Regions from separate parts of the Homo sapiens genome. Here region 2 is linked to region 1. A link is a loop called in an ENCODE intact Hi-C map of the cell type or tissue named here. Cell type or tissue: PC-9. All regions are shown on one strand. Each heading gives the region's core, and the rest is flanking DNA. Links, peaks and the distances in the headings are about the cores only. Region 1 has its middle 45 kb from the start of LINC02119. Region 2 overlaps WDR70 (WD repeat domain 70).

Region 1 (5,384 bases), core at 273-5,272:
ATTCTCTTCACTGAAGTCTCTCGAGTTAAATACTCTGCGTGTGTCTTCTGATACTGTGTCACTTTCCCAAAACTCAGAATCTTGAGTAGAGTTTTTGACTGGCTGAGCCCGGTTTATTTGCTTACATGCTGGTATCCACCGAGTAAAGAGAAGGACTGTGAGTTTCTGCCTTTCACCAAGACTCACTCATGGAGATTTCTCTGAAACAGAAAAGATGTCCCACAAGGATCGGTAGTTTTTAAAAAGACAAATGTCCATTATACTGGGATTGACAAGTAATTCTACTTGGACAGAAAGGAGGATATACATAGGGGCAGTGGAAGGAAATTGGGCTACAAAAGCAAATGAGAACTTTATTAATTCAGAAGGGCTTAAATGCCAGCCAAAGAAAGATATCTCATGAGATGGGAAATGGGCTGCCACTAACAGTCTTGAGTAGAAAAATGACATGTAATCTGTGCTTAAGCAAGATCCATCAGGTACAAGAGTGACAATAAATCACAGGAAGGAGAGAATGTTACTTTCTCCATTGAATTGTAAGCCTCACAGGGGCAGGGCCTTGTGGACTTGTTTAATGTTTCTCTTCCTGGTGACTAGCCCAGTGCCTGGCAAGTAGTGGATATGCAATCAGTGCTTGTGATGGAGAGCAAAGAGGCAAGGATGAATTAGGAGGCTACTCAAAGTTAGCCCCCGTGAGAAATAATGAAGCCTGAATGAGAGGGTAGAAAAATAACATATATTTAACATTCACCCTATACCAGGCATTTAATCTATATTATCTGATTGATCTCACAATTACTTTTACGAGGTACATATTTGTTTCAATTTTACAGATGAGGCTCGAATAAATTAAGGGAAAAAGTCCACATTCAGATATGCAATAAATAATGGAGCTGGGATTTGAACCCATGTCTGGCTCTGAAACTCCCCCTTGTCCAGGACATCATGCCAGGAGGGAGTCAGGACAGGGGGAGGTCAAGAAGGCACAGAGGTAGGAGAGAATCGCAGCTGGCCAGGTCCATTTGGTGGGACAGAGCATGAGGCAAAGTGGAGGAGTTTGGGGCTTTGAGCTGGAATCCCAAGGAGAATTGTGATGACGTTAAAAGAAATAAAGCATTCAAGGGGACTTTCAGGGATGGGATGCTTGGGTCAGATCTGGACATGCTGCTTGCGGGTCCTGGGGGGACATCTAGATGGAGCTACCCATCAGGCAGTTGGAAACGCCAATCCAGATCCCAGGACAGAGGCAGCAGTAAGGAAGCAGACTTGCAAGTGCCCCATGTTGAGGCGATTATTTGAAGCAGTGAGCATAGATGAGAAAAAGTTAGCCAAGGTCGTGATATAAATGTACCTGGTCCAAGCATGGTATGCAGGATATCTGAATATGCACAGATCCTAAGGTATGTCCTGAAAGTAGGTCCGCTTTACTGAATCTTCTGATCAGCAGTTTTCTTGAGGTTTTCACATTTACTTAAGTAGAGTGTGTTGGCAGGGGGTGAAAAATACACACAAGAGCCCTGATCAATGAAAGTTTTGCTGTGGGTGTGACCTATGTCCTGTAACTTGCTCAAACTTCTCAGAGAGGGAAACTTTAAATATCCAAGTTAAGAACTACGAATGCTGACAATTCTCTGTCTGGGAGCTGAAGATCCAACCTTTAGAGGCCATGACTCCTCAGGTCACGTACCTGTTACAAGGGGCTTGATATGGTTTGGCTCTGTGTCCCCACCCAAATCTCATCTCAAATTGTAATCCAAGGAGGGACCCAGTAGGAGGTGATTGGATCATGGGGGAGGTTTCCTCCACGGTGTTCTTGTGATCATGAGTGAGTTCTCATGAGATTTGTTTAAAAGTAGCACTTCCCTATTTGCTCTCTTGCCCTATCCTGCCACCAGGTAAGACGTGCCTTGCTTCCCCTTCACCTCCAGCCATGATTGTAAATTTCCTCTCTCTGTCTCCCTCTCCTGCCGCCAAGTAAGATGTGACTTGCTTCCCCTTCACCTCCTGCCATGATTGTAAGTTTCCTGAGGCCTTCCCAACCATGTGGAACTCTGAGTCAATTAAACCTCTTTCCTTTATAAATTACCCAATCTCAGGTGTTCTTTATAGCAGTGTGAGAACTAATACTTGGCTTCAGCTGGTTAATCCCCAGGGACAGTTTTCAGGATTAGATTTTCGTGGCAGTGTTTCCTCTCCCTTCTACTCCCCTCCCCATAAAGATTTAGTGGGCAGGACTGACTTGTCTGAAGGGGTCCTCTTGGCTGGGGGCCTTCGAAGAAGCCAGATTGTCCCCTTAAGAGTAGTCACTACTATAAGCCCAAAAATCTTGGGTCCCTGTAATGTGCTATGTGCTATGTCTCCGGCTGACTTGCACTGCAGCCTAGTCAGAGATGGCCACCTTTGTCTTTCTACAGCAAATCAGAAAGGGACACAAAATTTCTATTTGAACATAGATAATTCAAAACAGCTGAACTTTTTTAAATGAAGAATCTTTTTGCATGCAACGTTCGATAGTGGAAGAATACCCTGATTAACTTAGGAAACTATTTTACCCTAACTTAGTTATGAACGACCAAAAATGTGCCTTTACATCTGTTTAGGATGACATTTTGGGCATCTAGTACTACATTACAATCTCCATGAGACAATAAACACATAGACTTGTTATTTGATAGTTGCATAATTGTGGTTTTCTTCTGCTTGTTCTCAGAGGTGGAGAGCTGCCTGTTTGCTTTTTATTCCTCTTTTTTTTTTTTCCAGGAGAAAAAAACAAATGTAAAACACACCAAACCAGAGGGAAAGAAATAGTCAATATGCCGCTGCTGCATGTAAGCTGCAAGTTTATTTGCCTGTTTACTCTCTTTGAAATACCTGTGAAGTGCTTTGCCGGCGGGTTCTCGTCCACATCCTCTGAGTGGCAATGCTCATTCACGACCAGCAGAGGGCAGGCACGACCTCCTAATACACCGGGAAGGCCATTTTGCCAGCACCAGGAATAAAGGCGCCCTTGCCATCTGTAACCTCAACCATCTCTCTCAACCACTGTAGACCTAATTGCCATGATAAAAACAGATCTGTATGAGCTTTGTAGTCACACGGTCTTGGTTAAATCGCAGCTCTGCCACGTATTAGCTGTGTGACCTTCAACAACCTACATAACCTCTCTGAGCGCGTTTCTTCCTCATTTCTAAAGTGGGACTATTAATAATACCTACTTCATAGGCTTCTTGTGAACATTTAATCAGTTAATATATGCAAGGCACTCAGAACAGAGCCTAGCACATGGTAACCTATTATATTTATTGTTATTACTAATAGTATTGCATTAAACTCTTTCATTCTCTCTCTCAGGACTCCAACTAAAGTGTCCAAGGAGAAGGGACACCACTCAAGAGGAAGGAAGAAAAAGGCTTTGGTGAGTCTCAGGCCACCCCAGGAATCTCTGGGTGATGGAGAAGGGAGCTACAGAGATGTCTCTGCTCCAGCAGAAGAACAGAAAGATGGTTCTAACCTGGGGTGAGAGACACCAAATGAGCTAAGCTTTCCTGTTTCATTCTTTCCCTAAAGGCAGTAAGACCTGAGCTTGGGCGGTGGGAAGGTCCGCAGACATCTGGTACAAGAAGGGCTCCAGGCAAGCAAAGAGCTGTTCCTCCCAGCTGCATTCAAGCATGGTGCAATTAGCTGCAGCCTGGGGGATCGTCACGAACCTGGCCACCTGGGCACCTCTCCTCAACATCTGGGTGAAGGACAAAGGGAAGGCACAAGCTCCGAAAAAGAGGCCTTGGAGGTTATTTTACAACAAGAGTGGCAGAGGCCAGGGAAGCATGTGGGTGTTCTAGCTGCTTTTAGCAAAGCCATTCATGTGGTAGCTAGAAGTGATGAGGCCCTGGCCGTGTGGTGGGCAGGCAGGGGCAGGGATCCATGGCAGAAAGAAGAGGGTACACTTTCCTGGAGATGTTTCCAAAACCCCTGGGTAGGGATCTTGAGGTGAGCTCTGGTAAGCGTCTTGAGGACAAGGACCACATCTTATCCAGCCTTGTAGAGTAGCAACTGTTCGGGTCATAGGCTGTGAATAAATATTCCAACTCTATCTCCTTCTGACACATGATAGGATGGCACTTCCCTGCTCACTGGAAGTCGATGTGGCCATGTGACTTTCTGTGGCTAATGAAAGGTAAGCAGAAGCTTTCAGAGCCAATGCAGACTCTACCATATTTTTTTCCTGAGCAGGCAGCTAAGGGCTCCTCCAGGAGCCTGTGTCCCTGTGTGACTCTGATGAGCAGAGTGCCCCCTAGGCTGACTTGTGGCTGACATGCAGCCATTGAAATGTCAGGTTACTGTTTGTTTGTTACAGCAGCAGACCCCAGCCTGTCCTGATTTAGACAGCAGCTCACCTTTGTGTAGCCCTCTGTCACATCCAGCATGGCTTTTTCACACTGCATCACCTCATCTGATCCTCTGGAAAGCATGTGAGGTAGGTCTGTTATCCCAATTTACCAGCTGAAACTGGATCCCTGAAAGCTTAAGTATCCAAGGTTCCAGAACAAAGTGACAGAGCTGGGAATCCAACCCAAGCCCCAGGACGCCAAATCCCATGCTGTTCCTCCCCCACCATCCTCCCTAGTGTGATGACACTCAACAAATGGGTACCGACTGAAATTGAAATGATAATACTGGCCCGCACAGCTGCAATCATCATCATCATAGCACTTTCACGAGGGCAATGCTTTTTCTTGGTGTCATGAACACATAATGTAGGATCGCCAGTTTTATAAAGAGCAAAGGTTAGTAAGAAGTGATGTCTACAGTGTCTTACATGAAAGTTAGACATCAGACATTGCCTAGGGAAGGCTCTTACTGGGACGAATGATCTAACATTTATTGTAGTGTTTTGTTTTTTTTTTTTTTTTTTTAGACAGGGTCTTGCTCTGTCACCAAGGCTGGAATGCAATGGCACAATCTCGGCTCACTGTGACCTGTGCCTCCCAGGTTCAAGCTATTCTCCTGCCTCAGCCTCCTGAGTAGCTGGGATCACAGGTGCATGCCACCACGCCCAGCTAATTTTTGTATTTTTAGTAGAGACAGGGTTTTGCCATGTTGGTCAGGCTGGCCTTGAACTCCTGGCCTCAAGTGATCTGCCTGCCTCAGCCTCCCAAAGTGCTAGGATTACAGGTGTGAGCCACTGCGCCAGGCCTATTGTAGTACTTTGAAAATCAGCTTCTGTAATTAACATTCTCCATGGCTCTGGCACTCTCCTCACACCACTCTGCTCCCCACAAAGTCCCTAACCACAGTTCCCCTGACTCTGAGCTCCTGCATTCTTTCTATCTAAACTCTCCGTCAGTCATAGTTACCTGTTCTAGGGCCTCAATCACTCAGGGCCC
Region 2 (5,384 bases), core at 280-5,279, 660 kb after region 1:
TTTAATCAAACTACTATTCATCAGATTATATTTACAAGCCCACAGATCCCATTCCTGTGCTCCTTTGCCTCTCCTTCCCACTTCCTATGTTTACATGTCCAGGTCCACTCACCTTTCCTTTATGGGAGCATTCAACCCAGATGCAATATGAGTACACTTTCTTATATCATGGATATTTTCCCAAAATTTTTGTCATATACAGTATTTTCTTCCCAACTGCTTCCGCTTACTGCTAAAATTTCTTCTAGATTTATTAAACATACCTTTTCCAAAAAATATCTGAGAAACTAAACTTAAAAACAAAGCAAACTTTGAAAAACAATTCTGTATTCCCGGGGTTTGGATTTTAATTCAAATTGTTAGATGACCTTAGAGGTTCCATAAGGTTTTTATTTATGGCTATGGTTATAAAATCCACCTTCTGGAGAAATGGGGAACTTGGACATGGGGCCAGATAATAGAAAATGAGGGAAATATTCTTCATTTTAAGAGGCCAGTATCTCTGTTCCAAAGTCCAATAAAGGTATTACAAAAAGAATTTAAAAGTCCTCTAGAGAGGAAAAAAAAATTTTCTTGTCAACATAAAATTGAAATTGTAAATAAAATACAAAATTCCTAAATAGAGCAGAATTTTTTTTCAGTGAAAAACTATGGTTTACTACAGGAATGTAAGACTAGTTTAACATCAGAAAATATATTAATAAACTTCTGCACAATAAAAGACCAAAAGAAAAACAACAGCAAGATTACATCAAATATTAGGAAAAACCATTTGATGAAGTTCAACACCTATGATAAAATTAGAAATACAGGTTTGAGTATCCCTAATCCAAAAATCCAAAATCCTCCAAAATCTGTAACTTTCTGAGTGCTTTTTGAGGCATTATTTATTGCAGATTTTCAGTTTAGGGATACTCAACCAGTAATACAAATATTCCAAAATCTAAAAAAAATCTGAAATCCAAAATACTTCTGGTCCCCAGCATTTCAGGTAACATTTACTCAACCTGTAGAATAAAATTTCTTTATTTTAATAATGTTATGTGCCAAATCCAACATACTTTAAGAAAAAAATATTTTAAAACAAAAGCCATATATTAGGATTTGAAGAGAAGTAATGAAACTGCTTTTATTTGATGGCTATTTTCAATTTTATCTGCTGTCTTCAGCAAGAAGGAATATACATATATCTTATCTAAAAGAAATAACAGATTGCTAAGAAACCATGGGAATACAATGAAACCCAGTCTACTTATACTGATGAGATCTTGGAGATGAGTAAGATAATCCTCATCACAGTCAGACAATGTGGTAGCACCACCACTGTAGTGCCCTACAAGAGAAATTCAATGCAAAGGAAATTTGTCCTTCCAAAGGGGAGAATACTGCAACATGTTTCTAAAAAGTAAGTTCTTGTATCCATTACTTATATAAAAGAGATTTGCATCTTCTGCCTATATCTGTAAATCAATCATCATCACGTTTGTGACAACCATTCATAAAGTGTACAAACCACTCAGTGGGTTCACATTCTGGCTCATGTTATCCAAGCAACACTTGGAATTATGTGTCCTTGGGAAAAATATAATCAGTTTCTTCATTTAGAATATGTAATAACATTACCACCTATCCGACTGCTGTGAAGAAAACATAATATAAAGTGCTTCAGACATATAATATGTATTGCCCAGTGCTGGTATATATTAAGTTCTCAATAAATGTTAACTATTATGAGCTAGTATCCCAATGTTACCTCACTGGAAAATGTTAACAACCTGTGAAGAGACCATTTCTATTGACTTTGACTTTCCAATAATATTATGGTACTTCCAGAGAGGAGCAAGAGTCAATTTTTTAAATTTTAATTTAATTTTAAAAATACAGTACAGATTTAGTACTCTTCAATGGCTTGGCTTGTCATTACTTTAAAATTTTAGCACTTTATATTTTAGCCCACAACACCTTATTTCAGTGGCCCTGTCCTCTTTTCCAAACTCATTTCCTATCACTCTCACTTTTCCTACCAATCTATGAAATGTCAACTACTAGTCTTTTCTTTCCCTCAAATATGCCATATTGCATTCACATTTCAAGGCCATTAAATATAATAGGATTTTGTCCAGGAAAAGTTCTTTCCCTGTGGCTGCCTCCTTTGCATAATTTAAGCCTCAACTTAAAAAAAAAAAAGTCAATTCCAAGGCTTTCTCTGACTACTCTACGTGCAGTAGACCCCTCTCTCCTACTCTTTATCGTTTTGCTTTAACTTTACTCTTAACACTTACTACTAGAGAAACTATTTTATTTATTTATTACTAGCTGTACCTTATCTGTCTCCCAGCACTCATCTACACTAGAATATAAGCCCTATGAAGGCAGAAACTTAGATCACATAGTGAGCAAACAATATTTGCTGAGTGAAACAGGCAACTGGGTTGATATTCCACAGCTTAACTTATAACTAATTACTACACTCTGAGGTGAGAAAAAAAAAAATCAACCAAACAGCAAACCATCTGAATTTATTACTGGCAGATTTCTCTAAAAGGTTGTAAAGAATATATATAATGGGAGTCTACAATTAAAGATTCCTGATCCTCACACAGAACTATGGCTGAAGAAAGCCTGACTTGTGGCCAGGTGCGATGGCTCATGCCTGTAATCCCAGAACTTTGGGAGGCTGAGGCGGGCGGATCACCTGAGGTCAGGAGTTCGAGACCAGCCTAGACTCTACTAAAAATACAAAAATTAGCCAGGTGTGGTGGTGGGAGCCTGTAATCCCAGCTACTCAGGAGGCTGAGGCAGGATAATCGCTTGAACCCAGGGGGCGGAGGTTGCAGTGAGCCCAAATTGTGCCTCTGCACTCCAGCCTGGGCGACAGAGCAAGACTTTTGTCACAAAAAAAAAAAAAAAGCCTGATTTGTACAGTATGGGGGGAAAAACTGATATGCATTTTCAAAGGTACAATATACTATGAAATCAATGATTTGGACAGGGAACTAAAGAATTATCTTTTAAAGGAATGGGATAAACTACATTTTATACCCAGTAAAAGATGTCACACCTGTGGAACTTTATCTAAACTGTTGTTTAGAGAATTAATACAGTTAAATAGATTTCCTTATACCCCATTCAAAACCTTTTAAATGGACTTTAAGATGGCGAATAGGAGGCAGGACTAGCTTGCAGCTCCCGCTCAGACAGGCAGAGCAGTGTGTAGAGACTCACATCATGAACAGTGTTCATGAACAGTATTGAGCAGAACTTCAGGCTGGTACTAGGGTGTGTCTGCAAAGAGTCCTGTGATATGATTCATCTTCAGGTCTTGCAGCCCTGGATAGCAGCACCAAGAATTTCCACAGGAACATACCAGGAAAGCTGAGAGAATCCATAGACCCTTTGAGGTAACTGGATCACCACTGCAGGCTCCCTGAGTCACCGAAAAACTGTAAGTCTGCTTGCTTTCTCAACAGGGAGGTTCACGGTCTGGGGCAAGTTCTCAGCCCTGGTCACCAGCTGCCTGGAAATAGACTCGATGCAGGTGAGGGGGCACGGCAGGAATGAGACTGGCCTTTAGGACTGGGGACTGCATGGGAGTGGAGACAGGTCTGTGACTGCAGGCTTTCCCCCACTTCCCTGGTAACCTGTGTAACTCAGCAGAGGCAGCCATAATCTCCCTGGGAATATAACTCCATTGGACTAGGAACCACACCCCCATCCCCCACAGCAGCCAAAGCGAGCCCCATGCCCAAGGAGGGAATGAGCACAGACACACCTATCCCTTCCCCAAGCTGGTGGTTTTTCTCTACTTGCCCAGGTAACCAAAGACAAAGGTCAAAATCTCTTGAAAGCTCTATGGCCCCGCCCACTGCCTGAAAAACCTGAATACTTAACCAGGTATTCCTAGAACGTGGTGGTGGTGGTGGTGGTGGTGGTGGTGGTGGTGGTGGTGGTGATTGTTTTGTTGTTTTGTTGTTGTTTTAAGTAGAGACAGGGATTCACCATGTTGGTCAGGATAGTGTCGAACTCCTGACCTCAAGTGATACGCCCATCTCGGCCAAAGTGCTGGGATTACAGGAATAAGACACTGTGCCCAGCCCGTAGGGCAAGTCCACATCCTCGCTATAGGACCACAGCTGATGCACTCTTGAAAGCACCACCTCCTGGCTGGAGGCCAACCAACACAAAATGACGCACCAAACAAAAACACAACCAAGGATGCTCACAGAGTCCACTTCACTCCCCTGCTACCTCTACTGGTTCGGGTGCTGCTATCCAGGGCTGCAAGACCTGAAGATGAATCATATCACAGGACTCTTTGCGGACACACCCCAGTACCAGCCTGAAGCTCAGTAGCTCCACTGGACGGCTAGACTCAGAAGAACAAAAACAATCACTCCAGTTCGGCTCTCAGGGAGCCTCATTCCTAGGAGAAAGGGGAGAACAACACATCAAGGGAGCACCCCATGGGACAGAAGAATCTGAACAGCCACCTTGAATCCCAGATCTTCCCTCTGACATAATTTACCCAAATGAGAAGGAACCAGAAAAACAACTCTGGCAATATGACAAAGCAAGGGTCTTTAACACCCCCAAAAGATCATACTAGCTCACCAGCAATGGATCTAAATGAAAATGAAATATCTCAATTGCCAGAAAAAGAATTTAGAAGGTCGATTATTAAGCGAATCACGGAGTCAACAGAGAAAGGTGAATTTCAACTTAAAGAAATCAAAAACATGATACAGGATAGGAAAGGAAAATTCTTCAGTGAAATAGATAGCATAAGCAAAAAACAATCACAACTTCTGGAAGTCAAGGACACACTCAGAGAAATGCAAAATACACTGGAAAGTCTCAGCAATAGAACTGAACAAGCAGAAGAAAGAACTTCAGGGCTCGAAGACAAGGCTTTTGAATTAACCCAATCCATCAAGGACAAAGAAGAAAGAATTTTTAAAAATGAACAAAGCCCCAAGAACTCTGGGATTATGTTAAACAAACAAACCTAAAAATAATTGGTGTTCCTAAGGAAGAAGAGAAATCTAAAACTTTGGAAAACATATTTGAGGGAATAATTAAGGAGAACTTCCCTGGCCTTGCTAGAGATCTAGATATCCAAATACAAGAAGCTCAAAGAACACCTGGGAAACTCATCACAAAAAGATCATTGCCTAGGCACACAGTCATCAGGTTATCAAAAGTCAAGACAATAAAAAGAATCTTCAGAGCTGTGAGACAAAAGCACCAGGTAACCTATAAAGGAAAACCTGTTGGATTAACAGCAGATTTCTCAGCAGAAATCCCTCAAGCTAGGAGAGACTAGGGTCCTGTTTTTAGCCTCCTTAAACAAAACAATTTTCAGCTAAGAATTTTGTATCCAGTGA

What was found. A loop is a pair of places that touch in the nucleus more often than their neighbours do. Peaks named below come from ENCODE experiments on the same cell type or tissue, not always from the same donor. Only the 100,000 strongest peaks of a DNase experiment are listed, where the experiment ranks them.
Region 2: a loop joins it to region 1, with 2.5 times the contacts of the local background. A loop is called at or near these places in 2 of 110 quality-filtered maps.

Annotation. Positions count from the first base shown.
Region 1 is chr5:38,190,856-38,196,239 of GRCh38, reverse strand. No RefSeq gene overlaps it. Among named protein-coding and RNA genes, the nearest start is that of LINC02119, 45 kb to the right of the region's middle. In PC-9, for the core only: CTCF peaks have their summits at 2,751 and 2,950 (motif pointing right); no DNase peak of the experiment used is centred there; H3K27me3 peaks cover 1,096 bases.
Region 2 is chr5:37,532,026-37,537,409 of GRCh38, reverse strand. The region is part of intron 9 of WDR70 (WD repeat domain 70); the gene reads right to left. Among named protein-coding and RNA genes, the nearest start is that of WDR70, 160 kb to the right of the region's middle. RefSeq lists an enhancer at 2,917-4,116. In PC-9, for the core only: no CTCF peak of the experiment used is centred there; a DNase peak (open chromatin) is centred at 3,389; H3K27ac peaks cover 413 bases.